2 separate regions of the Mus musculus genome follow, and region 1 is linked to region 2. A link is a loop called in an ENCODE intact Hi-C map of the cell type or tissue named here. Cell type or tissue: heart. All regions are shown on one strand. Each heading gives the region's core, and the rest is flanking DNA. Links, peaks and the distances in the headings are about the cores only. Region 1 has its middle 170 kb from the start of 4933430N04Rik. Region 2 has its middle 100 kb from the start of Gm39127.

Region 1 (9,520 bases), core at 990-8,989, 130 kb before region 2:
AGTAACCTCACAGTGTTACTGAAGCAGGAAAAGACACCAAAAGTGACTCAGTGCACATATTCGAGCAGGTGTGGATTGAGTGGCACAGGAATACATACATATGTAATGTTTATATACGGTATAAGTAGCAGAATATGTAGCTGTAGAACACTGTTTGTAGATATGAAATCTAGGCATGTTTACATGTGTATACAGATACATGAAATAACTTTGAAGAGCAAGCTAATCCGGAACCTTTGGGTCTGAGCGGGTAGGAGTGTCTGTTATACAACCAGGAGGCCCTGAGTCTGTCTCCAGATTCCACGCCCCAAGAGCCAGCTGTAGTAACACCTGTGTTTAGTCCCCCAGCCATGGGGAAGAAGAGGCAGGTAGATCCCTTGGGCTTACTAATCTAGCCAATCAGAAAGCTCCAAGCTCAAGGAGTGTCTGTCTCAGAAAGTATCCTAGAGAAAGACTGAGGAAGACAGATAACTTCCACCTCTGGCCTCTGCATGCACATGTTTGGGTACCCCTTCCCACATGTGCACACGTACATGAATGCACACATACACACAAATAAGAAGAGAAAGAGGTCAATCTGTACAAAAGGGACTCTATTTTATAGTCAACAATAAATTCCAATTGTCTGAGTGAAAAAACAGGAAGTTATTCTGGCTTCCTCAGTGGGAACTGAGGCTTTGTCAACAGCATGAATGTCAGCAGCAGGCACGCTTGTCTCTTTCTTTCTGTGGCTCTTTCCATAGCATAGTTGTACTGGTTAGTTTTGTGTCAACTTGACACAGCTGGAGTTATCACAGAGAAAGGAGCTTCAGTTGAGGAAATGCCTCCATGAGATCCAGCTGTAAGGCATTTTCTCAATTAGTGATCAAGGGGGAAAGGCCCCTTGTGGGTGGTGCCATCCCTGTGCTGGTAGTCTTGGTTCTATAAGAGAGCAGGCTGAGCAAGCCAGGGGAAGCAAGCCAGTAAAGAACATCCCTTAATGGCCTCTGCATCAGCTCCTGCTTTCTAACCTGCTTGAGTTCCAGTCCTGACTTCCTTGCTGGTGAACAGCAGTATGGAAGTGTAAGCCGAATAAACCCTTTCCTCCCCAACTTGCTTCTTGGTCATGATGTTTGTGCAGGAATAGAAACCCTGACTAAGACAACAGTCATCTTCATATCTAGCAAGAGCCGAATGAGGAGTGCAAGCTGTGTCCCCAGATGTGGGATCTGTCTCCAGCAGGAGGCAGTCTTTTGGGGGATGCTGCAGGCTCTAGTGAGGGGTCTAGCAAGAGAAAGCAACCCACTGTGGCACGTTGTGGGAGCAATATATTGTTCTGGTCTCTTCCTGTGTCTGTCTTGTGCTGCAAGGTGCACAGCCTTAGCCATGAACTGCAGCAGCAGCAGCAGCAGCAGCAACAGCAGCAGGAGCAGCAATCTTGTCCTATCTTGTGGGAAGCCACATGTGCCGTTGCAGAGTGGCGCTGGCTACTGCTGGCCACCATGCATAAGTTTGGGCAAACAACCAATGTGTACATATGCAGTAAAGTTTTTTTCCAAGATACTGCCTGGCCCAGGCATGATAATGAGGTTCTGTGAGGTACTGAGAGAATAACCAATCAGATGTGAGACATGCAAATAAGGTATGATAATGACGAGGAATGATAATAAGGTTCTGTGAGGTACTGAGAGAATAACCAATCAGATGTGAGACATGCAAATGAGGTATGTTAATGAGGTTCTGTGAGGTACTGAGAGAATAACCAATCAGATGTGAGACATGCAAATGAGGTATGTTAATGAGGTTCTGTGAGGTACTGAGAGAATAACCAATCAGATGTGAGACATGCAAATGAGGTATGTTAATGAGGTTCTGTGAGGTACTGAGAGAGAATAACCAATCAGATGTGAGACATGCAAATGAGGTAGGATGCATAACCAATCCGGGTGTGAGACACGCCTCTCCTAGGCCTATATAAGCAGCACCAGTTCTGGGCTTGGGGTCTCTTCGCCTCTGCAATCAAGCTCTCCCAATAAACGTGTGCAGAAGGATCCTGTTGCAGCGTCTTTCTTGCTGGCATATCTGACCTCAGGCTGAAGCAAGAGAGGGAAATCTCTGGAACCCTTTCTTAAATACATCTTTTAAGTTTTTCAGCCAGAGTATGAAGTCAACATGTTTATGAAAGAATTCATTTCTAGGAACATTCTTCTCCATATCACCCAGTTGATAGCCCGGGCCACCAACTCTGAGGGTAAAGGGTTTAAGGCTGAATTTGCCTACCCTTGATGGACTCCTGTCACGTGGGCTGAGTTAATGAGGCTTAGAGGACAGGCCTTCCTGGTGCTTTGTATACAAGGAAATGTTCTTTTAGGAGATGCTGCAGGGCCTAGCAGGAGAAAGCAGTCCACAGATGTCACTGGGATCAACTCTCAGGGTTTCAGAAAGAAACCCTGTGGTTACACCTACTACTGAGGGGACTGGAAGGTCCTTCAGCTCACAGGAGACCAAAAACACAGCACTGCAAACTCTTCTCAGAGCAGCTATTATTTTTAAGAAGCAAATGGTAAAAGGGTTTGATATTCTTTTGATATAGACCCAAGTCTTTGGTCTACTATGTAACAATCCCCATGACGGTGGCAATCTATCCTTTATAATATTAACTCTCAACAGTTAAAAGTAGAGACACATTATCATCAACATTGGGCTGTGATTTAGAAGAGCCACATAGATGCAATGGTGTAGTGAATGCTCCTCCACGAGACGTTCCCCTAAAATCTTCTGTTCCCCGGATGGCTGTTGCCTACAGAAAGCTGCCTAAAACAAAGTAACCTGGTGTGGCCTTCCTGAGCATTCGAACTCCCTTGCACTTATAGGCCTGGGTTTGAGGCACCCCAAAACAGTGAAATAAAAACCCAGAGAGGCTTGTTTAAAACACAACGGGAAAACAGTTCAGCTTCCAAGGTTCATGTTTCACATGTGCGTTCCAAACACTAGGGGAAGGACAAAATGGACTTCAGTTGGAGAAAATTCAATTTCCCACAAATAAAATGACCATTTCCTTGGTGGCTGGTGTCTTTACAGGTCATTTTGGTGTTTAGGCCATTCAAGGAGGACACACAATAAATACCTGCCTCTCTACTTCAGAAGCATTTTTTTCTGACAATGTTCTTGTTATTTTCAGTAGATTTTTGAGCTTTTCCTGTCTTCTGAGGAAAATATAGAGTTCTGGGAAAGAGCTCCTGTGTGTTTCGTTTCTTCTCTGGTGTGTGTGTGACAGCCAGTGTGTGGGTTTGTTCAGAATGACCACAATCTTGCCATAGGTGCCTTCCCACCATCCAGAGAAGAGAAAAGTGACAATTAGTATTATCTGATAATTAGTATTAACTGATAGTTAGTACTGAATACAACCAAGAGTTGGGGAGGGAAAGTTGGGGGACTGGGAAGGGGGAAGATATGGGGAGGTTATGAAAAGGTGATGGTCTTAGAAAGTGGGGGGATATACTGGGCATGGCCTTGGGACGGGAAGAGAATACATGAATGGTCCAGGGGCTGCAAGGGGAACATTTGATGGGCCAGGAGGTGGGAGCAGAATATGTAGGGGAGGCCTGGTAGCGGGAGGAGGGAGTTGGGGTAGATATAATGAAGATATGTCACATACATGTATGAAACAGTGAAATAGCTGGGGGGTGGTGGCACATGCCTTTAATCCTAGCACTTAGGAGGCAGAGGCAGATGGATTTCTGAGTTTGAGGCCCGCCTGGTCTACAAAGTGAGTTCCAGGACAGCCAGAGCTATACAGAGAACCCCTGTCTCGAAAAACAAACTAACAAACAAACAAACAGTCAAATAATAAATAAAAGAAAATCAAGAAAAGAAAACAAAGGCCATTCTCCATCATCACAGCCTGGCAAACGATGCTTTTAACTCTGAGTAGCTGTCCAGGCCTCCACTTCATTCCTACTACAAACCCTGCAGCTTCAGAGGACAGAGTATCATACATATCCAATGACAAGAAACGCTGAAAAGAAACAAATCAAAACCTATGGTGACAATCACACTGCAGGGTTTCTCAGTGTGTGGGCAAATATTTACATGCATGAGACAGGTGCCAGGGAGGGCAGGGACTGCTTGTCTCTGAGAAGGGGTGCAGCACCTTCAATAATGAAGAGATACTCAACCAGCCAGAGATGCTTGGCCATGAACACATAAGATAAACCTTCCCCAGCGTGGTCTCATGTACACTGATGTCTTCAAATACGTATAACAGTGACTTCCAAACCCACCACCTGAGGTCATACAACCATGTTGAATTCTAATCAATTAATCTCTCTTGAAGACATGAATCTTCAGATGAAGTTCCACACCTGTCTTAGTTAGGATTTTGCTGCTGTGAACAGACACCATGACCAAGGCAACTCTTATAAAGGACATTTATTGGAGCTGACTTATGGGTTCGGAGGTTCAGTCCATTATTATCATGGTGGGAACATGGTAGCATCCAGGCAGGCATGGCGCAGGAGGAGCTGAGAATTATACATCTTCATCTGAAGGCTGCTAGTAGAATATGGTCTTCCAGGCAGTCAGGATGAGGGTCTTATAGCTCCCACACATAGTGACACACCTACTCCAACAAGGCCACACCTTCTAATAGTGGTACTCCCTGGGCTGAGCATATACAAACTATCACACTATCTTAAATTACATTTCCATACTTCTAACATGATCTTTAAAAGTGTGGGCTCTGCAGTTAGCATTTGGGTTTAAGTCCTTGACCTTTTACATCATAAGCTGTATAACCTTGGTCAAAAGACCTAACCTGCCTGTGCCTTCATTGGCTCAGCTACAAAGAGGAGATGGTAGAATGCTCTTGGGGATGATTTTTTAGGTCAATAAGTTCTTGCAAAGAACCTGGAGTACTGCACAAGTCACTGTAGGCACTTGGCCAGGGTCATGGTCTTGTGCTGCGGCTGTCATTCTTCTCTGAATGAACGACAATCAGTCACTTGGTCACTTGAGCACAAACCTGGAAGGAAATTCTGTCCTATCACTTACAAGCTCTGGGATCCTGGGACAGTTCCACAGTCTCTGTTAGTCTCAGCTTCCTTGGGAAATTGGTCTACTCAGATTTGGAACACAGATTTGGTGAAACAATCCCAGGACGTACCTAGCACAGGCTGAGCACACAATAAAGACAACAAGCAGGGTCTGCAAAGTGAAGCTGTCTGCTTCTGCCTCATCAGCTCTCATGACCAGTTCTACCTTACCTTCTCCCAAACTACTTGGAGCCAGAATTATTTTAGAGTGCGGGTTTTCTTTATAGCTTCAAAAAATTTGTATACACATGAACAATGTTGAGCATAAACCTCAAGTCTACCATAAACTGCATTCATTTCTTATGTAAGGTATTCTAGGGGAAGTGTCCTTCTAAACCAGATGTTTCATGTCATCCTCCCTGGCCAGCTGGAGGGGCCAAGCCATGCACTCCCCATGTCTGTTTGAGAACTCTTCTTCCTGTCTGCAGAGAGTACTCTCTGACCCGTGTCTTTCAGCATGGACTTTCTGAGAATCCTTTGTTTATCTCTTGGCATTTTCAACTCTAGGAGAATGGGATGGAGCCTTCACCATCTGCATGTGGCCAGAGTCCAGCATGACCCCTGACAGGTGGCTGAAGATCATATTACTACAAGGAGAGGCCCGTCCAAAAGTGACTCTTCTCCAGAGTATATCAGGACTCACAGACCCTGACTAGTGTACCCAGATCTGGAACAGAACTGCCAGACATCTTCCTACCCATCGCGTGGCTGGAAGCCAGTGCTTGATGATATCCTTTGTGACATGTTGGTAGATGCCAAGAAATATGTTCAAAACCAGTAGAAACAGAGTCGAAACCAACACTGATCAATCAGCTCTCTCCTCCAGGACACAGCCCTGAGTCTGTCAGTAACGTCCAGCTCTTAGAGTCATCTTCGAGTTATTTATTTTCCGAAGAGATGAAAGTCAGAGACTCCTGTCTAGTCTCCCTGTGTGTGTCTGGGACTTGCTTCCTTCTTTGTTACCCACAACTGGACTCTTGAAGGCAACGTGCCAAAACAACAAAACAAAACAAAACAAAACAAAACAAAAAACTTTTTCAAATTGTCCCTGTGGTTTTGTTTTGAGTCCTATCCCCACAGCTTTGTCAACATTTGAGTTACAATAGTGGCAACAGTGGCCAAGCTGATAAGAAAGCAAAACCTTGTGAAAGGATAAACCCTGAGCAAGAAAGGAAATTACCAAACAGAAATGTTCACTCTACAGACATTAAACCAGGCTGTGGTGAGGCAGTATGGCTGGAAGGTCCTCAGCCTGTTTTGAGTCAGCAGGGAGAATCAGAGTAACATCTCTCCTCACCTAGCCTTATGCAAAGGAGCTGCAGTGTTCCCAAAAACAGCTCATAGCCTGGAGGTTCAAGGATTTCCTTCCTGCTCCAATTTGCTCCTCCCAGGTCCTCTGGCCCTTTAAGATAGTCAGTAGCAAAATCAGACATTTAAAACAAAACTACTCAGGGCAGACTGATACAGCATTCAGGCTTTATTGAATGGAAGTCTTAGGGGCTGGATTGTCCTTGTTTGGAGCTGCTGCAGAGAGGCTACATTGAACATGGATCAGGTGTTCCCAGGACCTAGGTGGGTGGAGGACATCCAGCCAACTAGCGGCCTCCCCGGGGCTCCTAGGTAGAGGGTTGGATGATAGCCTGAAGCAGCCACCAGGGCTTTCCTAATTCCTGGGACTCTGTTTTCCTCCTTTGATATTCCCTTCCTTTCTCAGATCAATTATTTGATGATATAATCAAAACACCAAGAAAGAACTATTTCAGTATAACTCCTTTGATCAGGTAACACAGAAAATGTGTCTGTCCTAACTTACCTGACTCCTTAACACCGAAAGGATGACGTCAGAGCTGAAGATGTTGGTTGAGCACTGTGGGAAAAATTGCCTCCTTGCACCTTGAAGGTCTAACTTTAATGCAAAGACTTGTTTTTATTTTCGGTTGTGGCACTTGCTTGAGACCAACTCTGCTCATTCCAAACACAAGCTGGAGATAGAGACACGCCCCTCTCCAACATAGGGAACCAGGGCTGGAGATAGAGACACGCCCCTCTCCAACATAGGGAACCAGGGCTGGAGATAGAGACACGCCCCTCTCCAACATAGGGAACCAGGGCTGGAGATAGAGACACGCCCCTCTCCAACATACGGAACCAGGTAGGCCTTGGTAACCGTGCTTAATTTCTCACATCTCCTTTCTGTCAGACTTGAAATCACAAGAGATTGCTGAAATTCGTTTTAAATGTAATTATTAAACAGGAAGACCACTCATCTGTCTCCATGAAGACCTGGAGGATTTTGGTAACTAAGTCTCCAAACTCTGCCTCTGTAAATCACAGAGCAACATCCCCAAAATGTGACTATATTTTGATAGGAGTTTGGGCTTTTTAAATATTTGGTAATAGGGTGTTTTTTTTTTAAGTGCATTTAATTATTCTCTTGCAGCTCAGTCCTTGATAGCACCTCATAAGAGAAAGTTTGTTCTCTCTCTCTCTCTCTATCTCTCTCTCTCTCTCTCTCATCTTTTCAGGAAAATAAGCTGGCTATAAAGATTCTCTCAACCAGTCTGGACTTGACTCTGAATCACATGGCAACTATGGTGATCTCTCACACTTTACTATGAGTGACTTTACATGTCATAAAAATGCCTGGATCCTTTGTGAACGTCTGAAGGTGCTCTAACCTCGTCCATTCTGGTGAGTGAGACTCAGTTACAAGAAGTGGGAGATGGGGTTGTGTAGAACAATTGTATTGAAGTCAAGACAGCGCTCCTGCTGGAGTCCCAGTGTCTTGGGTTAGTGTCTCCCCCATGTGTGCTTTTACCGAGCAGTAAAATAAAACAAAACAGGAAGACACTCTTAAGTATTTGGCCAGTTCCTAAAAGGGCTTAAGATCCCCAAAACTAACAAGAATGTGTTAAGTTCTCTGGAGTAATTAGATAAACATCTAATTAAGGGATTCCTGGTCAGAAGTAAGGGAGTATTTTCTTAGTCCCAATGAGCCATCAAAGCAGGGCACTTATCAAAGAGACAATCCCAGGAAAAGGAGAGCTGTGGTACGCAAAGGTTAAGCAAACTCGAGGTCATGTTCCATGGTGGTTAGGATTAATGCCACAGGGCTCCCACCTCTCTTGTTTTGTTATATATATATGTGTGTGTGTGTGTGTGTATACATACATACATACATATATATATATTAAAACATCACTCTTTAAAAAATGGTTCTATGCAGAAGATACTAATAGTCAAGAGCTTTAAAATATTTTTAAAGTAACATTAGATGAATTAGCTAATAAACGCTCTAAGTTATCCAGGACTGGCAGCTTATGTTAGCTGAAAGGACTGGGTTAACCTAATAGACACAGAAAATATGGCAGCTATTGAAATTATCAACACAGTACCAAAAAGAAATAAACAACACCTACAAGAGGGTATGCTTTTCAAAATCAATCTTATTCTATTAACTGACAAAATCTCAAATAGTAAGCAGGGTAGAACAGAATGAATTCTGAATAGTAACGGTCATGAATGAATTCAAGGCTCTCACAAGCCAGTATTTACAGGAAAGAACATGATAATAAAGAGAGCCATGTTTCCATAATGAAATTGTTATCCTTTGAACATGGTATTTAGAAGACTTAAGCATGAAGTCCTGTTTAAAATATACTTTTTAAATGATGTGTAATTACCAAGGAGAACAAAGCACTGTGACAGGCAAGCATCCTGTCCCAGAAACAGACTGTTGCCATGTCCCTGCTTAGAACTTAAAATAATTAATACCTATGACCTTAATTGTGTAAAGTGTTATTATTTCTAGTTTTTCTATATGGGGGCGTTTCATGAAAAGTCATTTATTGCACTACAAGAGGCTATGTTTGACTGAAAACTGAATCAGAAGTGACTTGCCTGAGGCCACTGGTAATAACAGTCTAGAGAGAAGGGAATCCAAGAGTGTAAAACTCTCAATGTTTTTAGTTTATTTGGATAAGATAACACATTTAAATATGCACTTTTGTGATCTATTGTCAGATTACACAGAGACAAATATGGTACACAGAGAGATTGAGGGATAATTAGAACAAAGACTGAACAATCTGAACTCGTGATATCTGCCACAGGTTTTGACTCCTCGAATTTTGCATGCCACTGAAGTGAGAAAGATGAAGAGCAGGCCATGAATGGCCTTCATCTAGAAACCAAGGGCAGTGGTTCTGAAGTCAAGATGATTTCACATTTGCATAAGAAGGTTGGGGATGTGATTCAGCTCCTACAGTGCTCGCCTATCATGCACACGACCAACCCTGAATTAGCTTCCCAGAGCCACTTCTTCATTTAAAAAAAAAAGGCACAGTGTCCTGTGATAGGAGCACTCAGGATGTGGAGACTCATCTTCTAGGACATACCAGGCTTGAGACCAGCCTGGGCTACATGAGGCCTTGATAAGAACAAAGAAG
Region 2 (9,520 bases), core at 448-8,447:
GAAGCACTGTGAGTGAACTGTCGAAGCCCCTCCTTCCTCTTGGTTTAGGAAGGAGGGACAGAACATTCTCTGGTTACAGGACAAAAATTGAGGGTTCATTCTAGATTCTCTTACTCTCTCAGTCTCTCATTGTCCCAATTTGTCCGTTTCTCTCTCTCTCCTGAGGGGTAGAACCCTGTCCTTTACACATATCAGACAGAAGCCCCGTGACTGAACTAGACTCTGACTCTGAGCTCTTATTCTGAATAACCCAGTAACTGCATAGAGTCCACATCTTGCCCCAAGCCCCCTACCCCCAGCTTTGACCAACCACAGAGGTCCCATGAACCAATCTATTCAGTGACAATAAATGGATATTTCCAAAGGGTCTTGCCACTGGCCACTGGCCAGTCCAACCATTGGTGCCCAGTTTAGTGGTGGCCACCCCGAGCTTAGTCAGCACCCCGGTTGTACAGGGAAAACAATCTATGAACTTATCTGAGGAACAAAGAATAGTGAGAAAGAGCCATCGATCCTGGAGGCCGGAGAGGCCCTTTGTCAAGACACTTCCCAGTTTTCAATGCCTCATAAAGATACACAATGGGGACAGCCCAGTCACCAAAGGGGAGGAAATCCATTTATGTGTTCTGTATTGTTCCCCACATTAGGTCACCCCCAAAGGAAGTGCTGTGTGGCTGCATGGCGGCTGGGGCCTGATGCTGAATGATCTCCGGCAATAACGCTCGTGCACTGTATTATATTCTTAGTGCCTCGCTGTGGTTGTACTGCCTGGGTGATAACAAGAAGCTTTCAGCTGACATTCTGGAGAACTTCACAGGATCACAAAACTAATGCTCATTTAAAAAACAAACAAACAAACAAAAAACCAACAAGGAGAGAGGTTCTAGAAAATGTCTGTGGCGGTGGGGGTTCCTGTGGGGTTCTTGGCCCTGGTTTTTTGTTTGTTTGTTTTGGGTTTTGGGTTTTTTGTTGGTTTGTTTTTTTTGTTTTTTTGTTTTTTTGTTTTTTTTTTTTTTGATGGGCATAAAAAAGCTCCTAGCATGCATCTATAAACAGTATTTTGGTATTTTATTCAGATTTATTCTTTTATTACTAGACTTTGAGGAAAGACTTTCTTTGGATTAAATTTCTGCCGAGGTGTCTCTCCACAGGATGTGATCCTTACAAAGATGAGGACAGTCATTTTGCCAAGGGCACTGGGTATGCTCCTAAATTAGGCAGGACACACGTTATTCTCTTCATCGCAATGTAGGTCACTGCCTATAAAGAGAAGCTATGGAGAGATAGACCCTCTCACTGGGGAGATTACCCATATTCCCCAAGTGGCTGTCTCCACCAGGTACTAGGGCACACCTGGAAGATCACAATATTTGATCAAGGCCAGAGGCAGTGGTCCACACTTCCAGCATGAGGAGTCAGAGGTGACCCTCAAAAGGAAATACAGCTGCTTCACTTTGGCCAAGCACCCTGACCCAGCACCACCCTGGCTCCCTGACCTCCGACCTCTGCTTCCTTGAGTGCCCTGGGTGGTTTTAGGATAGGTTTTCCACTGCATTTTAGACTAGCTTTGAAGAACTCCATTGTAGATTCTCTGCCCTACTTCGCACATTCCTCCTTCCTCCCTCTGCCAAGAAGCTAGTCTCTCCTATTTCTGGAGGGTGAGAAGAGACCTTATAAATGACTCCTTTGGTACAGGAAGAATCCAAGCGTGTCCTCTCCCCACTACCCTCCACGAGGGGTCATGATGAATTGAAGCAGGATTCCTGTGTTCAAAGAAAAGGCCTAGCCCTGCCAGCTCTGATGACTTTAATTCTCCCCTCGGAGCCTCTGGTGGGATAATCGTTTCCTCTCTAGCCTTGGCCCGGACTAACTCACATACTACAAAGCTGCAGCTTGATGAGAAGACAGCTCGGCCATGCCGCACTGAGGCGAAGGGTTTATTTTATAGTAGCCTGCTTCTAGCACTCGTGAATTGGTGCCAAGACGGAAAACGGACTCCATATATAAACCTTACTACGATGTTACAGTGAGATGCCCCGGCTGGCTGGCCCATTAGTCCTCAAAGCTTTCGGCTCTTTTGTTTTTCTTTTTCTTTTTTCTTTTTATTTAGGGGAATTGCATGCCGAAATGGGGTGCTTAACTTTCTGCTAAATGGAATTAAAAGAAAGAAATAAATTAGAGTATGGGGATGCCGTCCTACCCTGTGACTTCTACTCAGATTTGCTGTACTGCCTAACATTTTCTCATTAAAAAAAAAAAAATCACCCGAGAAAGAGAAGTCACTGCTGAGAGTTGTGACAAAGCCCCCGAGACAGAGACCAACTGCACACATCCTGCTTTGAAAGCGGAAAGAACAGTTTTCTTTAGCGTTTTCCATTTTAACAGAAATCAGTTCTTTTCGGCAGGAAACAAAGCAACAGCAGCAACAACAACAACAGACCAAAAAACTTTCAAACAAATGAAATATCCTAGGATTATTCTCTAAACCAGTGATTTGCAACCTTCCTCATGTTGAAACCCTTTTAAAAATACATTTAGTCATGTTGGGGTGACCCCAACCATTACACTATTTCATTGCTACCTCATAACTAGTTTTGCTAATGTTATGAATTGTGATGTAAATATATGATATGCAGGATATCCGGTATTCGACCCTATTAAAGGACGTTTTGATTCTTCGGGGGTCTCGACCCACAGGTTGAGAACCACTGGATCGTACTTTCTTCTATATATATTGGACATGGAAAGCCATCCCTTTTACTCTCTTTTTTCATTGTTTAAAACAAGGCCTCCTATAGCCAAAGACAGTCTTGAACTTCTGATCTTCTTTTTGTTGTTTTTGTTGTTTTTTTTGTTTTTTTTGAGACAGGGTTTCTCTGTGTAGCCCTGGCTATCCTGGAACTCACTTTGTAGACCAGGTTGGCCTCGAACTCAGAAATCCATCTGTCTCTGCCTCCCGAGTGCTGGGATTAAAGGCTAGCGCCACCACGCCCGGCAAACTTCTGATCTTCTTGTCTCTGCCTCCCAAACACTGGGATTACAAATCCCACCCCCACTAGGCTAGTCCTTAGTCTCTGTATGTTATATTTATTCATTTATGTATGGGGGTACATGTATGTGATATAGCATGGCATGAGAGTGGGGAGGGAAGTAAAATCTTGTGGTGTGAAAAATTGCTTTTCTGCTGCCAAGCAGGTCCCAGGGATGGAGCCTTTACCCACTGATCTAGCATCTCTCCACATCACTGGCACAATACACTGACCACAGCAGAGTCTCCCTGGTAGTTTGGTCAGCATCTCCTGTGATTTCAAAGTTCAGCTAAATACATTCTGTCTTTATCGAGCCATGTCGATAAAACCTTTCCCCCTCCCTCCCTGTATCTCTGTGTTCCTGAAAACTACAGGAACCACTGTAGACGCCACTGCGGTCTGTTGCATCAGTGCCTCGCTGGGCCATTATTTAAAACAAATTCTGAAAGCAATAAAGCTTTTCCCTTTTGTAAACGTATCGTAGTTAATAGGCCTGGGAACATGCAGAGATGCCAAATCTGGAGTGGACAGCCTTGATGACTTCAGCCTGTTCTCAGCTTTTGATTACAATTTGATTTCCTTTGGCATCTAAAGACAAACTATTTTAGTAAACAGTGCTCTTCCCTAGCAAGAGTGAGATCTGGCTACTTGGACAAGGACCTGCCCACTGGTCAGGCAGTGTGCCCGGGCGCCTCAGCAAGAGCAGACACACTGATTTTGGAAGATGGGCACAAGGTAAGAACAAAAGAGTTTTGATAGCTCCACAAAATGCCCATGTAGGACGTGTGTGAGAATCTCCTATGTCCACTAAGATAATCCTTGACATGTGGTCCCATTTACCACAGCGAGCCATGCCTTTGAATGGATGGATGCCCTATAACCAGATTGTGTTGGTGTATTTCAAAATAACCTACTTTATTCAGAGTTCTGTTGTTTACCCTTGGTGTTTTCCCCAGGTGGGTGGATATCCACACCCACCTCTGCAGCACCAATAGCATCCCCTCGTGGTTTATCCATAGGAACCACCCTTGGTTTCATCCCTCCCCGCACGTCATACTCTAAGGGTGCTCCCACAGACTTCAGCTTCCTTCAGCCTGTGAACAACGTCTTTCCTAGGGAGTTCATCTGAGGTTCCAATTTGCTCGTATCACCTTCCCTAATTACTCGGGGAGTGCTCATAATACTTCTGCTCATTTCGTATTAGCAAATTGGCTCACCTCCCATTCTCCCAAGGAGGATTGTCCTTGTGTGTGAGGCAAAGGGCGTGTACTACTGTTCTCTTGCCAGACACAGAGAGAGGCCCTGGGCCTCAGGGAGTGCTCAGGGCTTCTGTTAACCTCGAGCATGCCTTGGGCTAAAGATTGCTGACTACATACACTGTGCCCTGTGGACCAGTCCCATCAAAACACCTCTAACAGTGCGGAAGCCTCAGTAACAAGGAAGACGTGTGCAAGCACCGTTGAGCCTAAAAAGAATTGGGATGCCCCTCACCCAGAAAATCACTGAGACATTTCTAACTAGTCCCCCTTAAGTCCTGTACTGATGCCTGGCTTCTGAGATTCTCCGGCCACTGCTGCCTAACTGTCTCCTTTCTATTTCCAAGCTCCACATCTCTTCTGAGCAGACAAACAAGGTGTTTGGGTTTTTTTCTTCTCACAGATGGCGGTTCTGTGCATCGAGTCTGAGGTCCTCAGTTCCATCATTTACATCAGATTTTCATCTTAACAGAAACCTATTACAGATGGCAGGCTTAAGATCACAGATGTTGCCTTGATTTTGGAGGGATTTCCACAGCAAGTCGGACTCTCAAGGGGCAAGAACTGCTGGAGATAGTTGGGGCTTTTGGCACTGAGTCAATTTTATCATCCACACCCACATCGGAGCAGCATCCAGGAGAAGCACAGAAGGAAAATTACCTGTTAAGTGCTCGAAAAGCCAGAACTGTTTGTGCTTGGCTATAGTCGGGGAGAAGTTGCTTCTTTTTCACGTAAAAGTTTTTTGCATCAGTGCTACCATTAACAATCCAATAAAAGCTTGGTCAGAATGGGCTTTATACATTTTGTATGTAACGGTGAACTGTAAATTTGATGGGGAAAGGGAAGTATCATTTATTAATCCCTGTTCATTTCTCCTTATGGTCAGTTGAGTGGCTCACTGACAATAGTAGAGGTTTTTTTTTGGTTTTTTTTTTTTTTTTTTTTTTTTTTGTTTTTTTTTTGACAGGCAGGGATAACTCAACAATGGAAGACTCCATGCCGGACCTTGAGCCATTTCTAATCTATCAAAGTAATATAAACCCCAAAACCTATCCACAAAAGAACCTGCGTGTTATGCAGATCACAACCCAAGGATATAGTATTAAGTGCTGTAGGCATGACTGGACCATCTGATACATCGGATCTTTGTAGAATTACATCACTTCCCAACATTTGTGAGTGTTCACTATAGGAAATGTAGAAAACAGTAAATAGCTTTGGAAGGACATAGTGAATATTCACAACTCTACTCATCAACAATGCAAGTAGTCAAATCTACTCAGATGGCAAATTTGCTGAGTATAAGGGAGCACTAACTTTGTCATGGGCAAAGGATACCATCATACTTTCCACCTGAGCATTAACTCAAGAATGCTTCTCTTACACGTAGAACTCTTGTAGCAACTTGTGCCTCATGTGTCTGTTAGTACCCATCATGGTGGATATGGAAGGAAAAATAAGAGATACTTGTATTTAATGTTGGCAAATACCAGGTACAATTAAAGTCCTTCTTTAAGAAACAGTCGAACACACACGAACACACACACACACACACACACACATACACACACACACACACATACACACACACACACACACACACACACACACACACATACACAGAAAAAATATTAAAATAGAACAGGAGCTCCAGAGGGATCTATAAATACTCGAGACAGACAGTGTATTGGATCGTCATCTGAGGATGCAGAGAGAGGCAATATCTCTGAGCATTATTAAACGGAGACCGTAAGAAATGCTTTCAAGTTCCTGAAACTCGTTATAACAACAATATTGTTTACAGCTGTTGTTTCTGAATATTTTTGTTAGCAAGAGAGTCTTAGTTTTCAAATCAGAGACTCCAATGTAGAAAATTCTGTGAAGGGTAGGCTTGGAGCTGGGTGACTCCAAATGCTCAGCAGGAAACTCGGCTGGGCTTCAAGCCAGTGGCTGTACTGGTGACATGAGTCTTGCATCTTCATTCTCCAGAGGTTGGAACTGATCGACCTCCCTGCTCCTTCCCACCTTGAGCTAGAGAACCCCTGGTATATACACATCAGGTGGATGGATTCATTTTGAGCTACTCCTGAACTCAGAGTCAGTCACATATTTGGACATGCCTTCCCAAGATTCCCTCTAAAGCTTAAAATGACAAAACAAGAGGGTGAGAGGAAAGGTTCTTGCAGCTAACAAACGATTAGCTGTGTGGGCTTTCTCAGAGCCCCTGGATAGGGAAGGATGGTAAAGAGCTAACCCAGACCAAGGCTCTGTCAGGATACACTTTTGTGAGGTAAGCTTACTGCTTTGATCCATATGTGTAATTATCCCATTTCTCTAGTAGGAACAATGAGCGTTGAGAGTTAAACACTGAAAAATTACACAGCTGGTTCCAAGACCCAGATCTCACTACTTTACAAAATGTTGATTTCAAGGACTGGTGTATATCTCAGTGATAGAGTGCCTGCCTGGCATGGGCAAAGCTCTGGGATCCCTTCCTAGCAATAGACACACAGACACACACACCAGAGAGAGAGAGAGAGAGAGAGACAGATACGGACAGGCAGGCAGACAGACATGCATCTACCAACACATGGAAAAGGAGAGCCCATTCTAGGCCAGTTTTCCATATGTTGCCCACTTCAAGTTTTTAATCTCTTTTATAATTAAAACTTTCAAAATATAAAATTAGGTCTTAGAACAGATTCTAAAATCTTATGTGAGACAATTTCTGAAAAGAAGTTGAACAATATGCTAATGGTGTTGTCTGGAAACAGTAGGGGAGAATGTTTGATTTTACATTCTTTTGTATGAGTGTGTTTATGCTGGGTTCACAAAAATAGCTAATTCTTACTAAAACATAATGAAATTAGTTTGTTTTAAAGGAGGTAAGCATAGGTCCCCTTTTCCTCTGCACAAACACACACACAAGTTGAAGATTCATAATTCTTTTTTTTCCTTTATGATTTCTCTTGAATTCCCACCATAAATATTTGTGCAAATGACTGGAATAAGTATTATATAAATGAGAAAACAAGTTGTTCTTCCATAGTTTTTTCAATTTTCCTGCCTAGACTGCACCAGAATTGAGCCCAGCAGAACCAGGAAACCTCCTATGCCAGTATTCTCAGGGTTTCCTTACTTTGGAAGAGTGATAACACAGCATTCACATGAGACCAGCAGGCCTGAGAGGTTTCCGAGAGCCAGAGCCACCCCTGACTTCCTACAAGTTTTCTCATGTAATAAACCCAACAACTCCATGAGTAACATAACGTGTGTCTGCGCTTCTTCACCGATGAGGGAACTGAGACTGAGCCATGGTGAGGCATGCTCGCCAAGGTGCCAGCCAGTGATGGTGGCACTGTACTTGAACCCTGGTCGTCTGGATTGTAGATACTGACTCCGAACACAAAGTCACATTTCCTTTGTCATAATGAGACCGACACACAGATGATCACTGCTTCAAGACCCTCAAGAATACACCTGTTCACAAGACACATTGTCGTCTGCCTGCAAGCACTCATGTCTGGGGAGCCCTATAGTTGTTTGTGAACACAGAATCCTTCTGCAGACAGGACATAGCCATTACCGCTCATCGTGGATCTCTCTGGCACATTTTAGTCTAGTTTGCTTCCCAGTTTATATCCCTCTTGACGAGAAACTATTTCAGTAAGACAAAAAAGAAAAGAGAAAAATGCATTTTAAGTATTTTAAATTAAAAAAAACAAAAAACAAAAAACAAACAAACAAAAAACAACCACTTGCTTTTGAGGCAGGCATGAAGCCATTGGTTGAATTCCTAGCTTCGCTTTCTTGGCATTTTGAAAACGCCTTAGCGAAGGGGAAGGAAACAATAGCCTCACGATGTCCTTTTCCACGGGAAAGGGAAATTAACTTCCAAGGACCTATTCAACTTGCATATTAGAACTATCCCTTTTTGTATAACTCTTCCATGATAGGAAGAATCCATAGTATTCAGTAATCACAAATGAAGAGCAAAGGGTTTGTGGTCAGTCTATCCATGGCTGTGAGAGACGTCCTCCTACCCTCCGTTCCTCAGCAGACTGTTCTAGGCTCTGGATTTGCCTGTAACGGGGCAGACCCCTGACATCACTCACAGACAGGACATGTGAGCTTCTGAATAGAACACATCAGCGAGCAAACCCAACTCTCGGCTCCACGGGATTTTAAGTTCTAGTGAGTGAGGTCGCGCACAAAGCAGCTGAGCAGTGTGAATGTCAGTTCAGGAGGGAACATGTGATACAGAGAGAGACAGGGACGAGGAGGAGGTGCTGGACTGCTGTCCACACAGAGGTGACCTGTGAGCGAGCTGAGTGACATCAGGATGCTTGTGGAGTCCTCAGGAAGGCCCGTGCAGGATGAAGATGCCGTCTGATTTAAAGCTCTGAAGCAGAGTGGAACTGAGAATACATTACTGTTGCTGCCACAAGACCTGAGCTAGGCACTTCTCAAGCTGGAGGAAGGCTGGCCGAAGTCTGAAGGCGGTATATGAGTTGTACGTTTTCCTGGCATGGATAATATAGAGGTCAGAATGCTTCAATACATGGGGCATTCCTCCATCAAGAGGCATGCAGCCTAAGATATTACCCATGCCCAGCATGAGAAATCCTGTCCTACAATCCCCTGTCCACTCTCTCACATTGGTCCATCTCCTCTGGTGACTGTGGCACCCTGTGACTAAGAAGAGAAATTTAGGAATGAAGAAGGAGGAGGAAGAGAGGGAGAGGGAGAAGGAGAGGGAGAGGGAGAGGGAGAGGGAGAGGGAGAGGGAGAGGGAGAGGGAGAGGGAGAGGGAGAGGAAGAAGAGGAAGAGGAAGAGGAAGAAGGAAGGGAGGGGAGGGGGAGGAGGGAAGGGGAGGGGGTGGGGGAGGAAGGAGGAAGAGGAAGAAGAAGGGAAGACAAATAAGCTGTTACTAACAACTATGAGGAGAGTGCTCATCCAGCATTCACCCTAGTGAGTAAGAACACTGCATACAGAAGGAACACACAATAACCTGTTCAGGATGAGTTCGCCACCGCCTCCCTGACACCTTAATGGTCAAATTGAGTTGCAAACACCCCTCACCTACATTGAAGCTCCTCTGTGTCGTATCCCCTAATTCAGACACACAGCACAAGTTCATCTGGTCTTATGTAGCATCACTACCCCCAGTTTGCAAACAGCTGGCAGCAAACCACATGGCAGTAACTAAAGGGGTCCGATAGAAACCCGAAGAG

The links. A loop is a pair of places that touch in the nucleus more often than their neighbours do. Peaks named below come from ENCODE experiments on the same cell type or tissue, not always from the same donor. Only the 100,000 strongest peaks of a DNase experiment are listed, where the experiment ranks them.
Region 1: a loop joins it to region 2, with 2.7 times the contacts of the local background. A loop is called at or near these places in 2 of 42 quality-filtered maps.

What each region holds. Positions count from the first base shown.
Region 1 is chr8:8,955,936-8,965,455 of GRCm38, reverse strand. No RefSeq gene overlaps it. Among named protein-coding and RNA genes, the nearest start is that of 4933430N04Rik, 170 kb to the left of the region's middle. In heart, for the core only: a CTCF peak has its summit at 7,858; a DNase peak (open chromatin) is centred at 5,015; H3K27ac peaks cover 278 bases.
Region 2 is chr8:8,821,792-8,831,311 of GRCm38, reverse strand. No RefSeq gene overlaps it. Among named protein-coding and RNA genes, the nearest start is that of Gm39127, 100 kb to the right of the region's middle. In heart, for the core only: no CTCF peak of the experiment used is centred there; a DNase peak (open chromatin) is centred at 4,261.